Linked DNA regions of Homo sapiens: region 2 is linked to region 1. Evidence: read pairs that join two places in POLR2A ChIA-PET (ENCODE). Cell type or tissue: OCI-LY7. All regions are shown on one strand. Each heading gives the region's core, and the rest is flanking DNA. Links, peaks and the distances in the headings are about the cores only. Region 1 overlaps QTMAN (queuosine-tRNA mannosyltransferase). Region 2 overlaps QTMAN (queuosine-tRNA mannosyltransferase).

The links. Peaks named below come from ENCODE experiments on the same cell type or tissue, not always from the same donor. Only the 100,000 strongest peaks of a DNase experiment are listed, where the experiment ranks them.
Region 2: POLR2A ChIA-PET joins it to region 1 with 5 read pairs; 2 of 35 experiments call an interaction of 5 or more read pairs at or near these places.

The regions. Positions count from the first base shown.
Region 1 is chr2:144,241,943-144,254,786 of GRCh38, forward strand. All of the region lies in intron 1 of QTMAN (queuosine-tRNA mannosyltransferase), which reads right to left. Among named protein-coding and RNA genes, the nearest start is that of QTMAN, 84 kb to the right of the region's middle. RefSeq lists a silencer at 12,506-12,706. In OCI-LY7, for the core only: a CTCF peak has its summit at 6,474; a DNase peak (open chromatin) is centred at 6,599; H3K27ac peaks cover 578 bases.
Region 2 is chr2:144,068,606-144,081,449 of GRCh38, forward strand. The region is part of intron 6 of QTMAN (queuosine-tRNA mannosyltransferase); the gene reads right to left. Among named protein-coding and RNA genes, the nearest start is that of QTMAN-AS1, 140 kb to the left of the region's middle. In OCI-LY7, for the core only: no CTCF peak of the experiment used is centred there; no DNase peak of the experiment used is centred there.

The sequences.
Region 1 (12,844 bases), core at 5,087-9,086:
GATTTCATTCTTAACTGGCAGGTGGAAAACAGAAATAACTCAGAAATTCATGAGATTGGAGCTCAGAGACCAAGGCATGACACCAGGAAGTGGAAGTTTGACTTGCTCTGAAACAAGGAGTAAAAAGTTTCTCCAGCACAGGAGGAGAAAAAACAGCTAGAGAATATAGCACAATAGAAAATAAAGCTAAAGTAGTTAAATGGGTCCAGATTGTGACTCAGAATAAGAAGAGCTTAACTTTAGTACAGTAAAAGTATAAAATGTTTTTTCACAGAATATTTTTGATGAACTGATAGTAAAGAGATAAAGTTAAAATCAAGTCATAGGAACTTATCCTAGAAAAAATATGAACCAAGGGTTATGCTGAAAAAAAAACAAGCAGGAGAAAAAGTTACTTCTATTATTAAAAGTGTTAAGTGTGATCCACTCTTTACTGTTTCCATGGGCTATTCATATCCATTACATAATATTTTCAATCATCCACTAATCCAACCAACACTGACTGATCACATTAAGCTAGGTATCAAGGATAAAAAGTAAGCTTCTGACTCAGGGCACATGGAGCAGCTTTACATAAGAAACAGACTGCCAAATGTTTTATGCAACATTAACATAAAGTTATTAGGAATTCCAAAGGCCACTATAGACAGACCAATTGTTAGCAATGACTGTTGTGAAATTCCCGAAAGTCAATGAAGTATAAGCTAGCCAAAATGTTATGCATATAAAATATAAGAGGCCAGGCGTGGTGGCTCACGCCTGTAATCCCAGCACTTTGGGAGGCCGAGGCAGGTGGATCACTTGAGGTCAGGAGTTCGAGACCAGCCTGGCCAAGATGGCAAAACCCCGTCTCTATTAAAAATATAAAAATTAGCTGGGCTTGGTGGCATATGGCTGCAGTCCCAGCACTTTGGGAGGCTGAGACATGAGAATCACCTGAACGCAGGTGGCAGAGGTTGCAGTGAGCCGAAATTGCACCACTGCACTCCAGCCTGGGCGACAGAGCAAGACTCTACTTAAAAAAAAAAAAAAAAAAAAAAAAAGAGTATTCTGCCTATACTACCGTACTAGCATCATAATCATCACCTCACAAATGGAGTAACCCCAGTTAATCCACATTTAGGCTTACATATGGCTAAAAAAGGCAGGCAAACATAAAATCTAGAGGTAAGCTTTAAATATTCACATCACTCATTCCATTTTGTGCTGAAGAGCTAATCAAAAACTACGCTCAGAAACTCACAGGAAGATTCTACCTATGTATTGAGGAAAAACTGCAAGGTACAATGGGATGACTGCATTTATTAGCATCTAAGGTTTCTAACTCTGTCAATGACAGTCCAATGCTGTATAACATCTTCTTCTTTAGTTTTACTGTAATCTGACAACTCCATAATGCCCATTTATCTCCAAGAACCAATTTAAGATGCATGTATGTATGGCCATCAGACTATGCTTGAATAACAAGGCACTACTAGGGTTATTTTTTCTCAGAATAAATGTGAATGGAATTTGCTATGATATTAGGAATGATAGCATTTTGCAAACAATATAATTTAAGAAACAGTAATGAAACTCTATTGAAGCTGTTTATTAATAACCTACACAAATATAATCAAAGAACTGAATCCCAGCTGTTAGAAACGACTTGAAAGGTCACTTGGTAAAATACTAGCTTTTATCCCTTATGGTATCTAGACCATATATAGTGTTAAAATTAAAACAATGATATCAAAAGGCATCCAAGTACTTTAAGTGATAATTTATCTGGCCCCAATATATCCAACTCATATATACTACTGTATTTTACTAAAGTTCAATCGCCTATCATCTCATTCTTTAATAATATAAACTATATATGACAATGTGGCAGGACTAAAAGATTGGTACTTGACTGGTTTAATTTCAATAAAAGTGATTGGTACAAAATCATCTTTTAAAATATTCAGACCATGCTATACAGATATTCACATGCACTTGGATCTATAAGCATTAAAGAACTTGTTTAGATTTACTGGCGCTATACCTGCTGTCAAGAAACAAAAAAGTTGTAAAGGGTGATCAAACACATCTTTGCCTCAAGTATCATGTGAATGTTTTCCACTAAGGCGGTCCTAAAAGTTAACAGTCAAAGTAATTCAAAGGTTTCTCTTTATTTCTATATTCAAATCATCACAAGTTTGATCAAGCATGCAAATCCCTTTGGGCTCAGGGTTCCCATCAAAATGTCTTATAGAAACATTAAAAATTGAATGGGCATAAACAACTCCAACAGTGCGGAGCTCATGACAGCACTGCTGTGATCTACGTGTTTCATGTACAACAACATTGGGGAAGTTTGCAAGGGAAGATGAGCAACTAATTACTGTCTTTTGCTTGAGGGCAGGTGTGCTGATCTCTACAGGTGTCTCTGCAGTGCTCTGCCTAATGTATTGCTTCTTGGAGACATTCACTGTAACAACTTGCTAAAGCCCTGCAAAACATCTGACAGAATACCAAACTGTTGGGTGTTCAGGAAGAAACATGTGTGACTTCTTAAAGTTAGCACTAAGGAGAAACAACAGTTGGGGGAGGCTTTGTATTTTTTGTGAAAGAATAATATAAAAAGTAAGTAACATAAAACTATATCAGTCACACACATTAAACTAGGATACTAATATTGTCTTAGTAAGTACAGAAAGTTTTTCAAAGAAAATTCGGCTATTCTCATTAAACAAGAATTTTTTTTAAACGCAAATAATAATCTTATAGTGGACCATCATTTTCATTTGTGAAAGCACAGTAGACAATGCACGGTGTTCAGTTTTATAAGGATCAAAAAAAAATCTGAGAAATTACTCACTATAAGAAATTAGTAAATTAGATGGTCATCTGATGATAGGACAGGTGAGAAATACCGTTCATATGTGATGCCACTACAGGATTAATATTCCTTAAGATCTTTCCTATAACGTGGAAAGAAGCAAGCTTAAGAATGAAGAGATACACAAAGCAAAGATAAACATTCCCTGCTTTGCTGCCTGCTACATGCATGATCTCAGACAAGAAATGTAACCTCTTTATGCTTCAATTTTCTCATCTAATAATAAACAACACCCACCCCAATAGGGTTATTATTAAATGAGACAGTGTCCCTTCACTATTTGGCACAGGGCTTGGCATGAGTAAGTGCTTAATAAATTGTAATTAGCATCATGAAAGTTTCCAAAAGACATTAGTCTCCTATCATTAGTGGAGCATCAGCCTGTCTAAAAGCATCTTGGAAAGTAAAGACTCATCAGTGGGATGTTATTTTCAAAATATGTGATATGTCATATGGTACATCTTTTTAAGTATAAATACATAGCCTGGCTTTTGAGAAATCCATCAGTGACAAACATGCAACAAAACCTTTAACTAGTTCTTTACTTTTTCTGAGTGATCATTCATCTTGGTGAAAAGTCTCTGTTTGTAATGTTGAAAATTTGTGGAAAAGTTCATTGTTTTCAAACAATAATGAAAAGTATCATACTATTTCAAACTTTATCTACTTAAGAAAGACTCTGGTAAAATCAAAGTTAACATTTTCAGGCAACGAATCTGCTCAGAATAAGAAAATGCTAGGAAATGACAATATAAGATATATACAAATTATTTTCATCTACAATTCTCTATTTGTGTTTTTCTTTAACCAAATAGAATTAAGATGGTATTTCATTCAGATCATCATTACTATTAATCATCAGCTGTGTAAACAAAACATCATTCAACTTTTAAAAAATCAATAAAGCAAGAGTTAAAATTGTTTCAGACTATTCTGGAATGGACCAAGAAGGGAAAAAATTTAAAGTAAGAAGTGTAATAAATATATAAAAATAACATAGCATTTCCAAAATTAAAAATAATTAGACTCATGGGAATAATCGGAATATAATTATTTGAAGTAGTATCCCTCCCTCTCCCAGTAGATTAGTTCATCATATGCTCATTTCTTCAAACCTAGGCATTGAAATAACCTTCTGTTCTCTCTCCTTTTAATCCTTTCTTCCTGGTATCCATTCTGCAGTTTTCAATGGCACCTCAACCACCAGGAATGTTAAGAACTGATCTACTGTACTTCCCTTAACACAGACCTAATTATGTCACTTCCTCCAACCCCAAAGATGTAGTCTAATGGGGGAGACAGGCATATAGATACATAAAAATGTGTGTGTACATATATGAGTACATATGCACATGGGCACATGTAAAGTATTAATACTAAGGGAGGATAAATCAGAAGCCAATTCATTTTGCCTGCCATAAGCCAAAGAAAGTTTCACATAGCTGATGATAGCTAGGTGAAATAATGCCTAGAAAACAAATTTAAAGGCCGGGCGCGGTGGCTCACGCCTGTAATCCCAGCACTTTGGGAGGCCGAGGCGGGTGGATCATGAGGTCAGGAGATCGAGACCATCCTGGCTAACAAGGTGAAACCCCGTCTCTACTAAAAATACAAAAAATTAGCCGGGCGCGGTGGCGGGCGCCTGTAGTCCCAGCTACTCGGGAGGCTGAGGCAGGAGAATGGCGTGAACCCGGGAAGCGGAGCTTGCCGTGAGCCGAGATTGCGCCACTGCAGTCCGCAGTCCGGCCTGGGCGACAGAGCGAGACTCCGTCTCAAAAAAAAAAAAAAAAAAAAAAAGAAAAGAAAAGAAAACAAATTTAAAGCTCCATATATGGGTCTCCAATATAGAGTCTCAATTTACTGTGTTCCAACTATATCCCACACTCTCCTCACATGGACATAGATGCCTTCATTCTCTTACCACAGTGGACAACCTGCTGTCACCTGGCTTTTCGAGTCCCTCTGCCTTGAATCTCCTCTTCATCCTCCTCATCTTTACAGTTTTTAAAATATGACATCCTTATACCCAGACATTCTTCTACTCAGTTTTCTTCTACAGTTAAAGGAATCAAAAATGCTTGGACTTTGCAAGAGCAAGCTGGAAGACAATGGAACATAAGCATTTCCTTCCAAAAACCTATAGGAAAGTTACTTCCAACTTAGAATTTAATTATTCAAGCAAATTATCAATCAAGTGAGAAAACTGAATAAAGATATTTTTTCTGTCACAAAACCTTTCTCAGGAATACTACAGGAAACATAAACAAAAATGTAAGAGTAAGACAAGAAGGAAAACACTATGAGATCCAAGAAAAGGCAAAGGAAGTTCCTAGGTTAAGAGCAAGGAAAAATCCCAGAAGAGGCAGGTCTAGAGAATGTAATGGGAGGAGAATGGAAGTGTGCTGGAAGAATGTCTTCAAGAAAAAAATTGAAATGTATTATCTGATGCAATTCCCTTTATGGAAAATTATAAGTAGTTCATAGAAGGTATAGGAAGAATTATTAAGAGGGACAAAAAGCAAAGCAAATGAAAAAACAAGGCATTATTAATTTCATGAAATACGAAAAGTCAGAAGCAAACTTTTCATCAGAATTAATTACAATATGCTCATCTATGAATAATAGCTACATAATATAATAATGCAACACTAAGCCAAAAATTGGAATCTAACTATACTGGGAATGTGAGGGAAAGAGATGGCTGTGTAATAGTGAAAAATCTTCAAAGACCATAACATAAAGTCAACAATGTCTAAAATAAATTAACTCAAAAGATAGCAATGTGTATATATGTAATTTAGCAATGTGGAGATATATAATGACTAGAGGAAACAGATAAAAGGCTGCCTCTAGAGAAAGGACCACAGTATTTTCCTTTCTTTTTTTTGACAGGGTCTCATTTTCATATCCCAGGCTGGAGAGCAGTGGCACAATTTCAGTTCACTGCAGCCTTGACTTCCCGGGCTCAGGAGATTCTCCCACCTCAGCCCCCACCCTAAGTAGTTGGGACTACAGGCACACGCCACCACACCTGACTAATTTTTTGTTTTTTGTTTTTGTTTCTTGGTAGAGATGGGGTTTCACCATACTGCCCAGGCTGGTCTCGCACTCTTAGGCTCAAATGATCCACCGGCCTTGGCCTCCCAAAGTAACAGGATTACAGATGTGCACCACTGAGCCCAGCCACCACTGTATTTTCTAATAGGCCTTTAACAACTATTCAAATGTTAAACTAGGTGAATGTATTACTTTGGCAAAATAAGTTTTAATTTAAAAGAAACAGTCATGTTCATGAAGATGTTTCTGACAGTGTTTTACGTAATAGTAAAACACAGAAACAATCTAAACGGTCAGCAATAGGTGACTAGTTAAATAAATTACATTTTATCTGTGATAGTTAAAAAGACTATGTAGTCATTTTAAATGATGCTGTAGAAAAATATTTAGTGGACATGGAGAAATGTTCATATTATAAAATAAAAAAATGACAGGTCAAAAACAGCTAAGAACAAAACAATGAAATATACATGAAAATATGAATGGTAATTTTAGAATTTTTTTCTCTCTGTGCTTTTCTGGTTTGCTGAATTTTCTAAAGTAAATGCAGCTTCAGAAACACAAAGAAAATAAATTAAAATTGTAATGCAACTCATCACTCATGGCGCTATTTAAATAGCGTCACCTAATGATGGCCAAGCTAGAATTAACTCCTCCCTCCCAATGCAGTTTACACATGCCACTATCAGCACAGCTGCACAACCTGCTTTGTATCGCAGGTAACTGTTTATGTCTGTTCTTGCATCTGACTTACCCTGCTGAAGACAGGACAGTGTCTAACCCACCATTCAGTGTAGGCTGAATGGGATATGTCTGTGCTTCTGAAGACAATCCCCTAAAATGAGGAAATTCCAAAAACAATCTGAGTAAAGTCTTTTTTTAACTTAAAAAAAAAAAACAGAGTATTGACTGATTAGTTTTGAGAGGGATAATAGTCATATAAAATATAAGATCTCAGGTTGGTCGCTCTGATTGTTCTTCAGTCTCATCTCACATATACTGTCTCTCAAACTGACTCCTGAAACATTTTGTCCTTTGTCTGAAGCCTTCAGTGGGGCAGTGTTCAAATGTAGACCTTCAGGATTTCTTAACAGATCCATGTTTATCACCCCAAAATGACATTTACTTAAGAATTCAGTTTTTAGAACATTACTTACCCACAGTTTGACTATAGATAAATTTGGATTAGGATTATTTCTCTTTATGTGAGTGTAGGATTTCCAAATGAAGTCGAAATTTAAATGTTTAGTGGAGCAAACATGACTTTCATAATGTTTGGTTTTTATTTAGATCTAGTTTCAAAATGATTAATAAATGACGCAGCACAAATTCTAGAAACAGAACTTTTCTGGGCAAAACCAGAAAACGCTCATTTTTGTATGCAAAGGATTAACTCTTTTCTGTATGAAGGTATGAACAATCAGTACATTTTATTTTAAAAATCATAAAAAGATTCTACTATCCCATCCTAGTGGGGCTGTTTTATCCATGAGATCAACAGCTACTTTTCAGCACGCTTTCAGAATAGACCATGCATGTGTAAGAGGAGTCACAGAGAACAGAATGTTATGAAGTAAAGAGCTATTTATCCACCCTCACTTTCCCATCCCCAGAGGTCTGAGCAGGAGGGCATAAGGACAAGGCAAATGGCCTTTTACAGATTGAGGTTACACTGTCTACTGAGTGACAATTATATGGAAAAAGGACTGAATTAAAGTCTATGAATACAATAGGATCTGTACACTTTTATTCTTCAAATTGTTAATCAACATTAAAAATAAACAAGGAGGGAGGTAACTGCAAAAGGATACCTTGCTTTACAATATAATGTGCCATCAGTTGGTTTTACATATTGTTATATGTAATCCAGATTTAAATTATTACAGAGAGTGGACAACGCAGAAAACTCAAAACCAAAAATGTCAGGGATAATACCAACTGAACTTTATATGAGCATCTTAGAAATTTTAAGATAATAAAACATAAGGTTTATTTTACAAAAATTCACTTTACCATCAATTTTCGAAAAATATATCCTCTACAGTAAGCAAAATACATTCTTAAGAATTCTAGAAAATGTAAACCAATCTAAAATATAGAAAGCAGATCAGCAATTGTCTGGGAACAGAGATGGGAGACTGATTTCAAGAGGACACAAGAGATCTCTCTGGGGTGACAGCAATAAACAAATCATAAATGTGGTGGTGGTTGTAAAGCTGTATTCTTTTATCAAAACTTATCACACTGCCGTGGTTTTTGTGTTTTTTTTTTTTGTTTGTTTTTGTTTTTGTGAGATGGAGTCTCGCTCTGTCGCCCAGGCTGGAGTGGAATGGAGCCATATTGGTATCTTGGCTCACCGCAGCCTCCACCTCCCAGGTTCCAGCGATTCTCCTGCCTCAGCCTCCCAAGTAGCTGGGTTTACAGGCATGCACCATCATGCCCAGCTAATTTTTGTATTTTTAGTAGAGACAGGGTTTTACCATGTTGACCAGGCTGGTCTTGCACTCCTGAACTCATGTGCCTGCCCACCTCAGCCTCCCAAAGTGCTGAGATTACAAGCACGAGCCACCATGCCTAGCCCACACTGCCATTTAAAATGGGTAGTTTAAGTAATTTAGACCTGGATAAAATTGATATAAAAATATATCATAACAGTTGATTATATCTGATAATCATTATAATTTCCTAAAAACTTTTATGTAAATTTGTTACGTTTCTGACACAAGGTTAAACATACCATGAGTAAAAACCAGCTGTGTGAAAGTATTACTTTACACTTACCAGACATACTAACCTCTTAGTGAGATCAACACACTGCCATCCACACTATGCTTACTACACATTACTTTATATTACTGGTTAATTTTCCTGAATTGCTCTTTAAGGCCGAAAAAAAAAAAAAAAAAAAAACCTGTGCCATGTATTTATTAGCATTCCCCAATATCTAGCTCAATTCATTTCACAAATGTGCTTATTAGACACTGACTTACACCACGCAACACTTCAGAAAAGTAGTTATCTTTTCTTTCTTAGTAAAAAAAAGCAGCAAGTTCCAAACAATATTATTTTAGAAGATTAAAAGAAACTTTTTAAACTGTCATTTAAGTTTTAAAAATGTAAAATTTTAAAAGTTAAAATTTTATAAGTTAAAACATTATAAGTTTAAAATGAACTTATAATGAGCCATTTTGAACCCAAAATGAGCCACTTTGTATAAAAGTAGTTCTTTTAAAGTGGAAATATTACCATTTTCTTTATTTCCATTGTGACACTGTTTCCGCTGCATACAAATTTTGCTAAAATAATTACAAATAATGTATTTTTTAAAAAACATCACATTATCTCATACTTAACAGAAATTGGCTTGAGATAACTTGTTTCTCAAATCTTAACACTTAGTTTACTAATTATTATTTTAAAAATTAATTACACAGTAATCAAGACAGTGGGTATGGTGAAACAGACAAATAGATCAATGGAACAGAAGAGAGAGCTCAGAAATAGACGCACACAAATATAGTCAACTGATACTTGACAAAGGAGCAAAGGCAATTCAATGGAGAAAGGAGAGTCTCCAATAAATGATGTTGGAACAACTGGACATCTACATGTAGAAAAAAATGAATCTAGATGAAGACCTTACAATATACTTTACAAAAATTAACAAAAAATAGATCATAATGAAGACCTTACAATATACTTTACAGAAATTAACTCAAAATAGATCATAAACCTAAACATAAAACATAAAACTATAAACCTACTAGAAGAGAAATAAAAGAAATTAGATGATCTTGGGTTTTGCAGTGACTTTTTAGATATAACACCAAAAACATGATCCATGACAAAAAAAAAGTTGTTAAGCTCAACTTCATTAAAATGAAAAACTTCTGCTCTGTGAAAGACACTCTCAAGAGAATAAGAAGACAAGTCACAGACTGAGAGAAAATATTTTCAAAATACATATCTGATAAAGGACTGTTAGCTAAAATATATTTTTTAAAACTCTTAAAACTCAATAATAAGTAAACAAGCAATTAAAAATGGGCAAGGCCAGGTGCACTGGCTCACACTTGTAATCCCAGCACTTTGGGAGGTGGAGGTGGAAGGACTGCTTGAGGGCAGGAGTTGGAGACCAGCCTAGGCAACACAGTGAGAACCTGCCTCTATGTTTTTTTTTTAATGTGTAACATTAAAAATACAATTATTTAATGGACATATAAGCAGGCCACAGTGGCTCAGACTTGTAATCCCAGAATTTTGGGAGGCCAAGGCAGGAGGAATGCTTGAAGTGAGAAGTCTAAGACAAGCCTGGGCAACAAAGCAAGACCCTGTCTCTACAAAGAATAAATTTGAAAAAAGATTAGCCAAGCACAATGACACACACCTGTAGTCCCAGTTATTGGGGAAGCAGAGGCAAAAGAATCACTGGAGCCCAGGAATTTGAGGCTGCAGTGAGCTAGAATCATGACACTGCACTCAGTCCAGCCTGGGTGAAAGAGCAAGACCCTGTGTCTTTTAAAATAAAATAAAATAAAATAAAAAGTAAGGGGGGGCAAAAGCTCTGAACAAACACTTCACCAAAGATGATACACAAATGACAAATAAGCATATGAAAAGATGCCCAAATATCACGTTAATAGGAAATCACAAAATGAAACACTGAGATAGCACTACATACTTATCAGAATAGCTAAAATCCAAAACAATAACAACTGACAACACCAATTACTAAAGACAATGTAGAGCAAAAAGAACATTGCTCACCACTGCTCCTTTTTGTTGAAACTACAAAATGGTATAGCCACTTTGGATAACAGTTTTGCAGTTCCTACAAAATTTAACATGCTCTTACCATGCAATCCAGCAACTGTGCTTCTTGATATTTATCCAAATGAGTAGAAAACTTACATACATGCAAAAACCTGCATGCAAATGTTTATATCAGTTTTACTCAGAACTGCCAAAACTTGGAAGTGGCCAAAATGTCCTCCAAAAAGTGAATGGATAAACAAACTGTGGTATATCCATACAATGGAATATTACTTAGTGCTAAAAAGAAATGAGCTCTCAAACCACAAAAAGACACGGAGAAATGATATGGTTTGGCTGTGCTCTCAACTAAATCTCATCTTGAATTATAGTTCCCATAATCCCCACATGTTGTGGGAGGAGCCTGGTGGGAGGTAATTGAATCATGGGAGTGGTCACCCCCATGCTGTTCTCATGATAGTGAGTTGTCAAAAGATCTAATGGTTTTATAAGGAGCTTTTCCCCCTTTGCTTGGCACTTCTCTCTCCTGCTGCCATGTGAAGGACATATTTGTTTCGCCTTCCGCCATAATGGTTCTCCTGAGGCCTCCCCAGCCATGCAGAACAGTGAGTCAATTAAATCTCTTTCCTTTATAAATTACCCAGTCTTGGGTATTTCTTCATAGCAGCATGAAAGCAAACTAATGCAGTAAATTAGTACCAGGATAGTGGGGTGCTGCTATAAAGACAGCAGAAAATGTGGAAACGACTTTGGAATTGGGTAACAAGCAGAGGTTGGAACAGTTTGGAGGGCTCAGAAGAAGACAGGAAAATGTGGGAAAGTTTGGAACTTCCTAGAGACTTGTTGAATGTCTTTGGCCAAAATGCTGATAGCGATACAGACAATGAAGTCCAGGTTGAGGTGGTCTCAGATGGAGATGAGGAACTTGTTGGGAAATAGAGTAAAGTTCACTCTTGCCATGCCAAGAGACTGGTAGCATTTTGTCCCTGCCCTAGACATCTGTGAGACTTAGAACTTGAGTGAGATGATCTGGGTATCTGGCAGAAGAAATTTCTAAGCACCAAAGCATTCAAGAGGTGACAGAGCATAAAAGTTTGGAAAATTTGCAGCCTAACAATGAAGTAGAAAAAAAAAAAAACATTTTCTAGGGAAAAATTCAAACCAGCTGCAGAAATTTTCGTAAGTAACAAGGAGCCAAATGCTAATAACCAAGACAGGGGAAAATGTCTCCAGGGCATGTTAGAGACCTTCTCAATAGCCCCTTCCATCACAGGCCCAGAGGCCTAGGAGGGAAAAATGGTTTCCTGGGCTGGGTCCAAACTCCTGCTCCCTGCTGTGTGCAGCCTCAAGAATTGGCGGCCTGTGTCCCAGCTGCTCCAGCCATGGCTAAAAGGGGCCAATGCACAGCTCAGGCTGTTGCTTCACAGGGTGCAAGCCCCAGCCTTGGTAGCTTCCACGTAATGTTGGTCCCATGGGTGCACAAAAGTCAAGAATTAACGTTTGAGGCCAGGTGCAGTGGCTCATGCCTGTAATCCCAGCACTTTGGGAGGCCAAGACGAGCAGATCACCTGAGGTCAGGAGTTCAAGACCAGCCTGGCCAAAGTGGTGAAACCCCATCTCTACTAAAAATACAAAAATTAGTTGGGTGTGGTTGTGGGCGCCTGTAATCCCAGCTACTTGGGAGGCTGAGGCAGGAGAATCGTTTGAATCCAGGAGGCAGAGGTTGCAGTGAGCTGAGATCATGCCATTGCACTCCAGCCTGGGTGACAGGGTGAGACTCTGTCTCTAAATAAATAAATAAATAAAATACAAAAAGGAATTAAGGTTTGGGAACCTCCACCTATATTTCAGAAGATGCATGGAAACACCTGGATGTCCAGGCAGAAGATTGCTGCAGGGGTGGAGCACTCATGGAGAACTTCTGCTTTGGCAGTGGGGAAGAGAAATATGGAATTGGAGGCCCACACAAAGTCCCCACTGGGGCACTGCCTAGTGGAGCTGTAAGAAGAGCACCACCATCCTCCAGACCCCACCCCAAAATGGGAGATCTAGCAACAGCTTGCACTGTGTACCTAGAAAAGCCACAGACACTAAACACGAGCCCATGGAAGCAGTCGGGAGGGAAGCTGTACCCTGCAAAGCCACAGGGGC
Region 2 (12,844 bases), core at 4,093-8,092, 170 kb before region 1:
TCTATTTCATGTCTGCTTTAAGTGTGAAAACAAACAATCTTTTTTGTAATTGTACTGATGGATTGTGATGTTTATAGGGTTAGTATGGGGTACAAATGTTTATGCATCAACATTATGCCAAAACAAAGATTTTATACTCTGGAGTGATTTAGCATCCAGCATACATTCAGATGCAACAAAGTCATTTTGCAGTCATCTTGTGAATTAGAATAAGGTCAAAGCAAAGTTAAATTTCTATGTCATCCATTTGTATGGCTATTTAAAATTCAACAATCACTTTCTGATGTGTTAGGTAAGAGCCAAGAAGTCTCAAGAATGGCATATTATCGCCCTTTATCATTTAGTATTCCTAATATAGCGGTTTATCTTTGATACTGTTACTGCAACCGTTCTCTCATTAGGGTACAAAGATATTCAGCCTTTTTAACCCCTCTTTTTCACAAGTTTTAAATATGGAAAGTACGGCTAAAATCCAAGTGACCACCACAGTTTAAGTATAGAAATGCTCAACACATCCTGACATCCAATTCTTTCCTCTTTCTTTTCTCCTGTTATTGCATAGATGGTACTGATGACAAAATTTTTCTGAAGAAAAACTGGCTGCGGGAACACTGTTTTAAAAAGGGCATATGCTTACCTTCGACAGGATTTGGTTTCTTAAATTTGTGGTCAGTCTTATGGGAATCTTTTACAAAAAAAAAAAAAAAACACCTACAACTTCCTTCTAACCAATGACTTCTCCATTCTCAAACACATCTCTATTTTCTGAAATAAATACATTTCTGAAATGTATATCTTGCAGAGATGAAGAAACAGGGTCATTTTTTGAAAAAGAAATAGTGTGACCTAAAAATCCCAGTCACATTATGTCATATCCTAGGGAAAAAAATAATCTCAAAGCTTTGTTCTTGATGAAATATCCATGAGTGATCACATAACACATTTATGTCAGAAAAACATTAAGAATAACAGGTTTGATCATACTGTTTTTGTGCAAATGTGACTGATTTCCTTTTTTCAAGCCTGAAGAAGCCAGAGCTGCTCAAATAAATTTTGAAATGATTATAAGAAGATATTTGGGTACAGTACCTTTATGCTCCAAATATTTCATGCTTTTGAAATATTCTTTCCAACGTTAAACATTTAGATATTGACAAATAAGAACTTCAGCAACACAGCATTAATCATTAGCATTTTGCACACATTTCTCATTGGACACTTATTTTTTGCAGCTGCATTATTTAAAATAATCTTTTCCATTCTTAATTGAAGATATATTCATATATATTTCCCCATTTCACTTAGAAAAATGAGGAAAATGGATTTGAAATTGCTGTCATCCCATCATTTTTAACGCTATACATTAAAAAATATTATTGCTCTGTGAAGGCAGATAATTTAATAAAAAGCAATACACTTTATAGTTATGTTTACTAAAGTAGGTAATGTGTCCTTAACGTGCTTCTGGAAACTTATTTCTCCCTCTCAATCTAATCTAATTTTACCACCCATATTTTGAAATTCTCAAAAATATCTAACTTTCTAAGAACAAAGATCCTAATAAATGTTGAATGTAATTGCTACATATATTTTTCCTTTAACTGTTCCACTGTTACCATCATTACTTTGCACTCTACATATTCTTACAAATAAGTCATTCTTCTAAAATATTTTTAAATGAAACTGTATACAACAAACCATTAAGTTCATCTCTCTCTGTGAGTAGGTGTTTAGGGACTCTAATTTTCTAAATGTATCTAGTACCAACATATTCAATTATGAAACAGTCTTCATGTGATGATGCACCTAAGACAGCAGTTTACATTTATATTAACAAACTCTATCTTCATTATAGTACAAGGACAAAGCAGGATTCCCTTCCCCAATTTAGATCCAGCAGTGAAATACATAACACAATACAACATAAAATGAAATAAAAGGAAGAACATAAAATGCACTGCATTAAATATTAGCAAAAAAATACCAAGCACAAAACTGCAGAACCAGCAGCACAGTGAGCTGTGTTAACACAATAGACCATCTCAGGGAGAGCAAATGGAGTAAAAATGTTTTGGAAGTTAGATAATCAATGTATTAAAGTCAATCTTTTTCTACTATATAACATGACTTTTGTTAAAGATTATTTCTTAAAATTATACGTTTCCAGTATTATGTAATTTAACCCATATATCAATCTGGAAATTATGTCAAGCAATATATCAGAAACCCTGAGCCAAACCGGGACTCCTCTGGTCCAGCTCTTGTAGGAATATGTCACAAAACTGTATTAGTGAGTAAACCGTACCATGACATGACACTAGAAAACAAAGCATTAATGAATAGGAACACAGATCAAAATATCATCTAATTAAGAGGTAGTCATGATGGGATGTCCTGCTGGCTTTAAATGAGAAAAGAGGGTTGTTATTTACAGGGCTTTGTGAAAGTGCTTAGCTTAAAGCTATATAGTTTCATTTAATAGCAGGTATGGGACAGAGGATCAAAAATCTACAATAAAACAAATAAAACATTGTTAAAAGGACATAAAATGCTTTAAAAAACCTTACTAAAATAAACATACTGCCACTGTTTTTTTTTTTTTTCTTACTCCATTGGAATAAATAACATGGGAACATTTTGCCCTTTGAAGGAATATCAGTCTTAGGAACAAAATAGAGTTTCGAGGGGGATAGGGGTTGGGGATGTTTATCTCAACAATACGCTAATTTTTAAAAGAAAACTTGGTTTTTTTATTGTGTAAATTATGTGATGAATTATTTAAAATTAATCCCGATTATGCAAAAACACATGGAATTTTATATTTCACAACCACTACCCTTTTTTAGATTGGGCACATGGTTTCAGAAAAGGCTAAAGTTAACAGAAATGGATACTCGCTTTTCTTTTCATGTAGTTTACTGATAATCATGCCTAAATAAACTGATTTGACCTTGGGAATGTCTCACGTTCCACGAAGCAGCCCTTTTGAATCATCTCCAAAACCTACACATCTGAGATGATTTTGGACCTCCTCCCAGGAAAAGCCTTCATCTCAATGGCCATCTAGCGGAGATGAAAGGCCCAACATCTTCTCTAAATTTCTGGGAGGCTGAATGTTGCCTATGTCAAATTCTATACTCTGTCCTCCTGCCTTGGATGGTGGCAAGTTAATAAAATGAATCATACAAGATAATATGGCAATATTCTCTGGGCATACTTTCTTCTAATCAAACAAATCTTTTTCAGACATATCACACTCTTAAATCTTAGAAGTGCACAAAAAAGGGAGGGGTGAGGAGAACAGCAAGAATCTAGGCCTCTTGTAGACAAGAATAAAGCCAACTCAAAAATTAAGGCCAGAAAAAGCTTTGCATCTGTTTGCCATTCTAAACCTAGCCCCAGAGTAAATCATCTCAGAGATTCTACTAAATCTACAATTTTCTACAACCTTTTTAGTATGTTTATTTCTTTGCTCACACGAAAAGCCATGCATCCAAAAACTCTGGATCAGAGAGCAAGCAACTTCAATCCAAGTTCAAGCTGTGAATGATCAAGAATGAGACTTAGTATTTACTTTGCTTATGCTCAGTCAGTTTTATGTGGAGGAAAAATAGGAATCCGATGCCCAGAAAAAAAGCAGAAAAGAGGTGTATTTCACATTTTCCCTATAACTTATATCTCTAATTTTTTTGGTTTCACTGTAGCAAATCCCAGTGTAAAGGAGTGTCAGAGTGTATGTGTCTGTGTAAAGACAATCTTACTTTCTTACCAGCACAATTCAAAAGATAGGATACATATTTTCAGTTACATAGGCTATCTTGAAGACTCACAGAATTTTAAAACTAGATTCGAGCACTTAGTCCGTCTTCTCATTTACTAAGACTCAGAGAGTTTTAGTAACTTGACTTGTCCAAGGTCATTCAACCAGTTGATGTCAACTGCAAGGCAGAACACAGTTCTAAGTCAGGCAGGGCAGCAAGAAGCAAGTCTGTTTAGAAGCTAAGCAGGAATTGCACCACTCCTTGAGAAAGGGGCCTGTCCTCAAAACCTTGACAGAAATCCACAACACAGAATCAGACAACAGAGAGCCAGGCCAAACGCCTTCACAAGGTTCCTTTAACTTGAGAGTGCTCAGCATGTACATGACAGGCTTAGGGTCTTTGTCTGGCTTAATAACAGGCTTTTCATTCTAGAAAATACTTTCGTAGAGTTTAAAAGAGTTAAAGACAAGACTTAAATTTAGTGAGCATAGACTACACTTACACTTTATTATTCCTGCAAAGATCTTGACTCCTAAGGAGCTTAAAACTTAGTTGGGACATCTTGAAGCAGACACAGGGGGATTTTATGTTACAAGTTTTGCTCTGTGGCCATATTTCTCTACCTTTGCTTAGACTCAAATGAGTAGCCATTAAAACTGATTTCCCTGGGTGAGGTCTGTGAGAGGGATAACCTTTATTCACGTCAAACAGCACTGTATGCATAAATTATCTGATCTTTTTAAGCTAATTGGAAATTGCAACTTGATAACAACATAGCCAATCAAAATGGACAGCTATATATTGTCACCCAACATACTTCTCACTCACTATAAAAATGTGAACTAAGACCTTTAAGGATTAAACATATATATATTTTATATATTTATATATATATCATATATATTTATTTATTTCTGTAAACTGAATATCCTGGCAATTATAACAAAAATGCTGATTAACATAGATTTGGCAAGCAATCTGTTTTACTCTCCTGTGAAAGAAAGGTGATGCAATGGAATTATATTCCAGCCCAAGTCATATCATGACAAGAAGTTTTGGATCAACTTCAAGGGAGTCATTCTAAATATTCATTATGTCCTTTTGAACAAATAATTTTGTGCAATTATGGATCCACGATCGTTTTCAAAAAGTTTGTTTACAGAGCCCAAGAAGTTCTGCATAGCCCTTTCTGGGTTTACAGAAAGACATGAGTGGGCAGGAGAAAGCAACCTGGTAGGGTCTCCCCTCCTGCTCCAACAAAATCAGCTCTACTTCTGATAACATAACGTTTGAAAAAATGTTTGCTTAGCTAAATAACGGTTCAAAAGCTACCATCTTATTTGGAGGGAGAAATTAAAGTTAACATACAAAAAAGACTGCCAAACAATTATTTCCTTCGAATCATATCCCCCAACTCCCAACCTTGATGGGGAGAACTTAGGACAAAAATTCCACAACTCAGTTGTGTTGAGTGAAACGTACATTTATTAAACTCATGGACTCCGCAAGGCATTGTGCCCTATGCAGGAAGAGGGTATATCATCCCATTCTACAAATGAGGAGGCTGAAGCTCCATTACTGATTAAATACTTTATCCAGTCACATGGGTAGTTAATAGCAGAGCTGGGAAGTAACCAGGTCCCTGCCACCTAGTCCAGGACTCACTCTTGAGTATACCAAATAGCAATAAAGAGAACATGCTCCTATTTGATTTGTTGAACAACCAACCACACAATGATGAATTATGAGCCAAAAGGGGATATGAATCTCTTATTTCAATGTAAATATAAACAATTATAAAATTGCATGAGTTAAAATACTGACATGATTGATTTTAAGAATTTAGGAGCAGGGTTGAGAAGGAGGGGTCACACCTATTTTTAATTTTGGCTACAGATAACTAATTACAAAACTAATGTTACATAATAACACACTGAAATATGTAATTTACATGAAGATTTTTTGAAAAGCAAAAGTTAAAAATCATATTAACCTGTGACTGATTTTATTAAATCTACTTTCCTCTCTCTTCTGTTCTAGCTATGCAAACTAAAGAACACAGAGCACTTTCCAAGCTCATTTAAAAATCATTTTTCTAAAACTGAAAAATATTTGAGCTTTACTACTTGGGATGATTAAAGATAAACAATAACTTTTGGACTTCATATATTTTCTAATCTTGCGTAACTGTGATAAAGCCAAGCTTCTAATTAGAAATATAAAATGACAGAATTTTGAAACTTAGAGGAACTTGAGATATAATCCAGCTCAATGATTTCATTTTACAGATTCAGACACTAAGGCCGTAAAAGGTTAAATGAGGGGCTTGACCACACGCAGACAGTTAGTAACACTGCTGCAACTCCAACCACCAGGCTGGAGATCTTTTCACTATAGCAAACACTTTAGATTATATCCAGAGTATTAGTAATGTTCTCCAAAAATGTGTCAGAGGCTACAGATGAGCACAGAACCAGCCATCATAAATGATGATCATTACCTCAATAAAAAAGACGTTTAACTCTCTGTGACACAACTAAATTATCCAATCACTTCTGCCTTAGTTTCCTCCTTGAAGTACAGCTATTTTTGACATATGCTATGTTGCAAAGAGTGAAAAGCTCAAGTTTTGCCAACATTTGAGGTTGGAAAGCGCAATTAACTTTTGAGGAGGTAAGCAATACGGAATAAGTTTTGTAATTAGTATTATAATTGATAGTTACAATCTAGAGCTTTCTCACTGATTCTACCTTACTCATCTAAGCAGAAAAAATTCTACATGAAACTTGTGAAAGGTAATAAAGTTTACGGGAAATGAAGTCACCAAAGATGCTGGATGTATGGGAAGTCAGAACATGTGTACATATTAGGAGAAATCGAGAATAAGAAAGGGTGAATTTTTAAGAGAATGCTACATAGCTAATCTGGGTCGTAACACGCACTCACATGTTAAAAGCGTCACTTTTTCTGATTACATGACAAGATATACTTCTATATCCAACTCATTCTACTTTAATTAAGCATGGGAATAACCCAAATTTAATGTTTAATTTCTTTTCAAGGTCTCAAGTATTGGCTCCTTGGATGTGTTTTGATCTTATAAGGCACTTTCAGAAGTTTTATTTAATGGATTCCTTTTTTAATATAGATGTTTGTGGAAAAGAAAGAGAAACACAAAGGGAACTTGAGGTCACTGTAGCCCTTACAAAGAAGTAGTGATAGGACTCTATAAACTGTGTTTAATGGCCCCAATTGCATAGAACCATGGCTAAGAGAGAAGTGCTGTTTTCACCTTTTATTCAATTCATTCACACATTTAATTCTACTGCCAAAACTGTTGATGTGTTTTATGTTTTTGCAATCAGCTAACAGCAGCATTTTAGATTTCCAACCTCAGACAGTACTGTTTTCGGCAAGAGCTCATCTTTTCAACAAACATAGCCAAATGTCCATAGGTAGCAGTGATTTGAGACAGAACCAGAAATGAAGTGCTACTGGACAGTTGTGTCAGTCCTGAATATATTGTGTGCACTTCTTGAACATAAATGATAGGCAACTGCTCTGTCAAATAATGCACTGTTCAATTGAATGTCTTATGTATGCCGGGTGCAGTGGCTCACGCCTGTAATCCCAGCACTTTGGGAGGATGAGGCGGGTGGATCACGAGGTCAGGAGATCAAGACCATCCTGGCCAACATGGTGAAACCCCGTCTCTACTAAAAATACAAAAATTAGCTGGGCGTGGTGGCGCGTGCCTGTAGTCCCAGCTACTTGGGAGGCTGAGGCAGGAGAATCGCTTGAACCTGGGAGGTGGAGGTTGCAGTGAGCCAAGATTGCGCCACTGCACTCCAGGCTGGGCAACAGAGTGAGACTCCACCTCAAAAGAAAAAAGAAAAGAAAGAATGCCTTATGAACACCACATCAGGGCACTACACAAATCACTGCACTGGAAAACAAACTCCTAGGCTGTGCCTTCTTGAGATAGGCAAGTGGTGTTCACCTGAGGTGCACAGTCCCAAACTGAAGGGATTTTTAAATGGGTCACTTAGAAATAAACTTCCACAAGGAAAAAGAGCAAGCAAATGCCACATACCTGGTCACATTAAGGACATATGGAATGATAAATTGATGCCACAGGACAGACAGAAAATTATTAATATCATTCCAGGCTACCAACATGATTTCTGCAGACTCGAGAGTGTTCAGAACCCCTCTGGGTAAAGGCAAACAGTCTGCTCACTTAATAGGTGAAAACAACACGGGACAATGCAAATTTTTCACATTACTTTGGGGAAAAAAGTGTATCTTTTTTGACACCAATTCTTAGAAAAAGAGAAAAACAGGAATTATAAAATTTAAAACCAATCATAATCCTAAACTTTATACAAGTTAGCAGCACTGTCACAACCACTGTTTTATACTGTGCTATCAAGGTAGGAAGTTTTTTCTTTCTCACATAGCAAAACCACAGGCCGGGCACAGTGGCTCAGGCCACTAATCCCAGCACTTTGAGATGCTGAGGCAGGAGGATCACTTGGGCCGAGGAGTTCAAGACCAACCTGGGCAGCAAGGTGAGACTCGGTCTATTAAAAAAAAATAATAAACTACAAAAATAAAATAAAATAAAAACCAGGTAATATAAACAATAGATTAAAAAACTAAGAATCTTAGAATTCAAAAAGCCAAAAAAAAAAAAAAGAGAGATTAAGAATCCTATATATTTACAAATTTGCACTTTCACAACTTGAGACCTTTATGTTACCTCACTAAATGTATTTCACTACTTCAAACCAGTGCCATGTAGGGCAAGATGGAAATAAGTGGGTGGCTTTTGTGATACACAATGACTCCCAAGGCAGTTTTCAACTGAAAAAATATAGGTCAGAAAAAGTCTCTGTCCCAGTACCCATTCTGCACATTGCAAAGCAAAGTTTACAATAAAATTTCAATTAAACTCCAAAAGTTAGATAGACCCAAATCAAACTTACAAATAAGCCACATAAATTTCATCTGTGGTAAAATGCAAAAGACATGAAAATACTCACCATCCATCCTTTATAACAGGCTACTAGCCACTTAGCATCCATTATCTATACCTCCAGATACTGATCTATAAATCTGTTTTTACCTAAACATTTCTCCCATGTGCACATTTCATGCTCTATTATTTTGATATTATATTATCCTATGTGCTATCCTCATTCTGTTTATAAATCAGCAATTGCTTTTTCAGAAATTGTATTAACTAAAAAATTAATATATATGTATGGTTGTGTCTATCTACACAAATATATATGTATGTGCCTGTGTGTTGTGTGTGTAGGCATAGCTCAGACACAAAGGCAAAAGAATGATTGTTATCTTACTAGCTCTGTCCTGGCTGTTGTATTTTAAACTGTTTATAAAAAGACACAAAGTCTGAAACATTATTTTAATTTTTACAACCATAGTAAGCAATTTTAACAATGATTTTCTTTGCAAATTTTTATCTGAATGGGAAAAAAGTTTTCTTTGATCGTCTGCAATATGCTTATTGTTTTACGTATCTGAAGTGCAAGGATTTATGCAACAGTAGAAAAAATGAGGATCTAAAAAATTTTTAAAGTCAAAGATAGCATATAAAAATGCCATTTGACAAAAATTATTTAATGTTTATTTTAAGGTATTTTCCAGCACAATTTGGCACTTTAAATTTTAAAGCTCAGGCTCAATTAGTCCCTGAAAGGAAAGCATGCTATAGCACTCTAAACAGCCTACTGCATTCATTTATTGTTCAGTTCACAGTCTCTGAATACAACACAATCCACCAACAGAGTCAGCTTTCATAATTCAGCAGTACAAAGTCTGCAAACACATGTAACCTAGATCCATATTTCCCAGTGACAGCATATGATAGCAGAATGTGAAGTATTAATGCTGGTGTCACTATAGTCCTACACTCTACTGCACTTTAAGAGAAAGCAGCTGCTGAGATGAAATGTGTGCCAACTGTCTGAAGACAGAAACATAAGAAACATTCCTTCTGTTACAAAGGGAGAGACACACACAAACAGACTTGCTTTTAGATGCAACAAGCACAAAGTTTCTTACTTTTGCCTTTTAAATTTCTCAAAAACACTCAGCAATTCTGCATAAGCAGAAAGATATGCATTTAAGAAAATCTCAACTTCCTTCTCATGAAAGTAAACCCAAAAAGACATTATGATTTTATCTGCAAGTCAAAGGGTAGAAAAACCACCTCTTACAATTCATAGTAAATAGCCAATGAGTCCACACACCTAGGGAAATATAATTGCTATCTATGGAACAGATAATATTGACCAGCTGAGCATTTTCATACTAACAACATATAGTCCTTAGGCCTTCCAATGAATACTTCCTTTGGCATCTTCATAAAAATATTATCTTGAAATAATCCTATTAAATCTTTGTTCTAACACATTTACATAGAAACCAGGCTGTCTCTGCAAACCAAGAACCTGTCAATTTCAGCAACCCCCTTCCCAAGGGGTGAAGTCTATACATCTCAAAGTGGCATTTTTCTTTTTTCTCGATATAAAGATTGGCGATTTGTTGAAGAACCACACTATCCTGATTTGTACAGGATATATTCTTGATGTAACAGTGCAAAGTGAACCAAAGTACTGTACTGCTATCTTTTAAACACAGCTCTACCATAACAATAAGAGTGTGACATAATCTGAACTGTTTGGTTATAATTCACTTAAAAAACTAGCAAACCTCATTGACCCCCTTATCAAACAATTTATTGTGCATTTGCAGACTGGACAATGAAATAGAGGAGGCAAAGTATTAACGGTGACATTATTTGGCAAGCACATAGTGCAGTTCATTCAAAAGGCAATTTTAAAATTGAATGAAGAGGTTTGACTAGGCAATAAAAACAGCCACAATGCCAGTGAACAGTACTTAGGAGGAAAGCCTCTAATTATCCTATTTATAAATCAACAGCAATTTTACTGATGATTTCTTTGCAAAGTTGATTAAAATAACTTCAAAATATGTTAAACTAGATCATATGCATTTTATTAAACTATAATTTAAAAATATTATAGATTGTTTGAAAATGATAAAAACTTGAGAGCAAGAATGAGACAGCATTTCTGAAGAAAAACATTCCTACAATGCTCTGCAACATAATTATAGCACTGCCCTTGGGGAAGGGGATTTTATTTTATAATGAGAATGTTTACACTGTTATGGGGTTCACTCTATCTGGGAGGAAAGGTTAAACTTCTTTCCATTAAAGACAGCCTTATAATGAAAAGCTCTGAAAGGAGAATGGAGTCTAATATAGTAGATGTAATGGCCTATTAAATGATTCACACAAAAAAATGAATCAAGTTCATTGTATCTTACTGCTGTTTTATGACAAAATTGTTGAAAAATAAAACTATGGTCAAGATAATTGCATATTACATAGACTGTATTACTGTAAGCAGTACTCTTATTGGATGACCTAGAGTCTAATTTTTAGGTACATTAACAGGACATTACATTTTAAATACTTTACATTATTGGAATGTTTTAAAAGAATTCCACTTTTACTCTGTTGGCAAAATCAATTTAGACTTAAAGTCATGCTTCAATTGTGCATCACTCTTTCTCAATTAAAATTTTCCATACATCCTTTATGATGTCATTCTTACATTCCTGCAACAGATGCTTGTTTATATACCAATTTACTAAACTGCTGCTGTATTGGTAATACACAATTTTAGATGTAACCTCTCTGTCTAGTTTACATTCCCAGATCTCCTCTCAATAAATGTATATTTTCAAAATAATTTGCCTCTTTAACAATAATCTCTAATTACCAAACAATCTCCTCTACTGAAAAAACACAAGCAAAATGTCTCTATATTTTTAGAGTGTACAATTAAATACACATTTCTGGAAAGAATGACATCCTTAACATTTTAAGAAAGGGGTATTTCCATGAATGCGTTTAAGCACAGTTTAAAAGTGTATTTTAGGAGGCATAACTCCAAAGAAGATCCATTAATTCTGTCCTCTGAGAACCTGAGCAATCTCTCAGATTAGCTATATACCATGGCTGTCTATTACCTGGAGCTTCAGCAATATATAACATCATATTCATTTTTAAAGTAATAACATAACAATGTTAACTAAACCATATGTATACTTTATCAGCATTGTTATTATGTCTCCGTAAGGTTTCAAAATAGAACAATCAAAGCCTCACACAGATTAAAATGTTGCTCACTGAATTAAAGAAATCTATTTGGAGAAAAATATATAAAAATGCATACTGATTTCAGATTTGTGGGTGAACATAGACTAAAAACTACTTTTTGCAAGTCACCAGTACTTAATTTGAGTAAAGTGATGCTGTGATTCTGTTAAAGGAAGCTCTTCCTTTTAAAAACATTTATCTCTGAATATATATGTGTGAAATTCTGGCAGAGAAACTTTCATAAGAATCTTGAAGGAAAATTGTCATGTTGGATCAAACACTAAGCAGTATCACCTCTTTTTCAAAAATAATTTTCTGTTACAACTGAAAATATTTTTGTCCCACATATAAACAAATTTACTCTAATTTTACAACCTCATATTTATCAGGGGATTGCCTGTTGTTAGCAAATTTTGCAGCCTCAAGTTACTGAAATTACTAAATATTTTGCTTTAAAAGAAAAAATACCTCTATTGAAAAACCTTTAACTGCTTACTATTGCCAATTATGTTTAATATTCATTTAGTCTCCTTCTCTATCAAGTCAGGCTTTTGTAAAATCTGCAGAGGGGAGTATCTGTGAGTGCATTTCTTCCCATTTCTTCCATCTTTCAGGTGGGTACTGAAGGAAAAGTTGAGCTTTCTAGAGAGGTTGTCCTGAGGGTTAAGATAAGGTAAGGCGTGGGAAGGGGGAAAGGAACAAAAATCAGAAATATAGGTGGGGAAACAAAGCTTTTTCCAACACCTAATTCTGTGGCAATTGCTTAACTTTTTCTCCTTCTTCCACAAGAGTCCAAAGTTAACTGTATGATTTGGCAGGGCATCAAAAAGGTCCAAATAAGTTCTGGAAAAGGCAGTAGCTGACT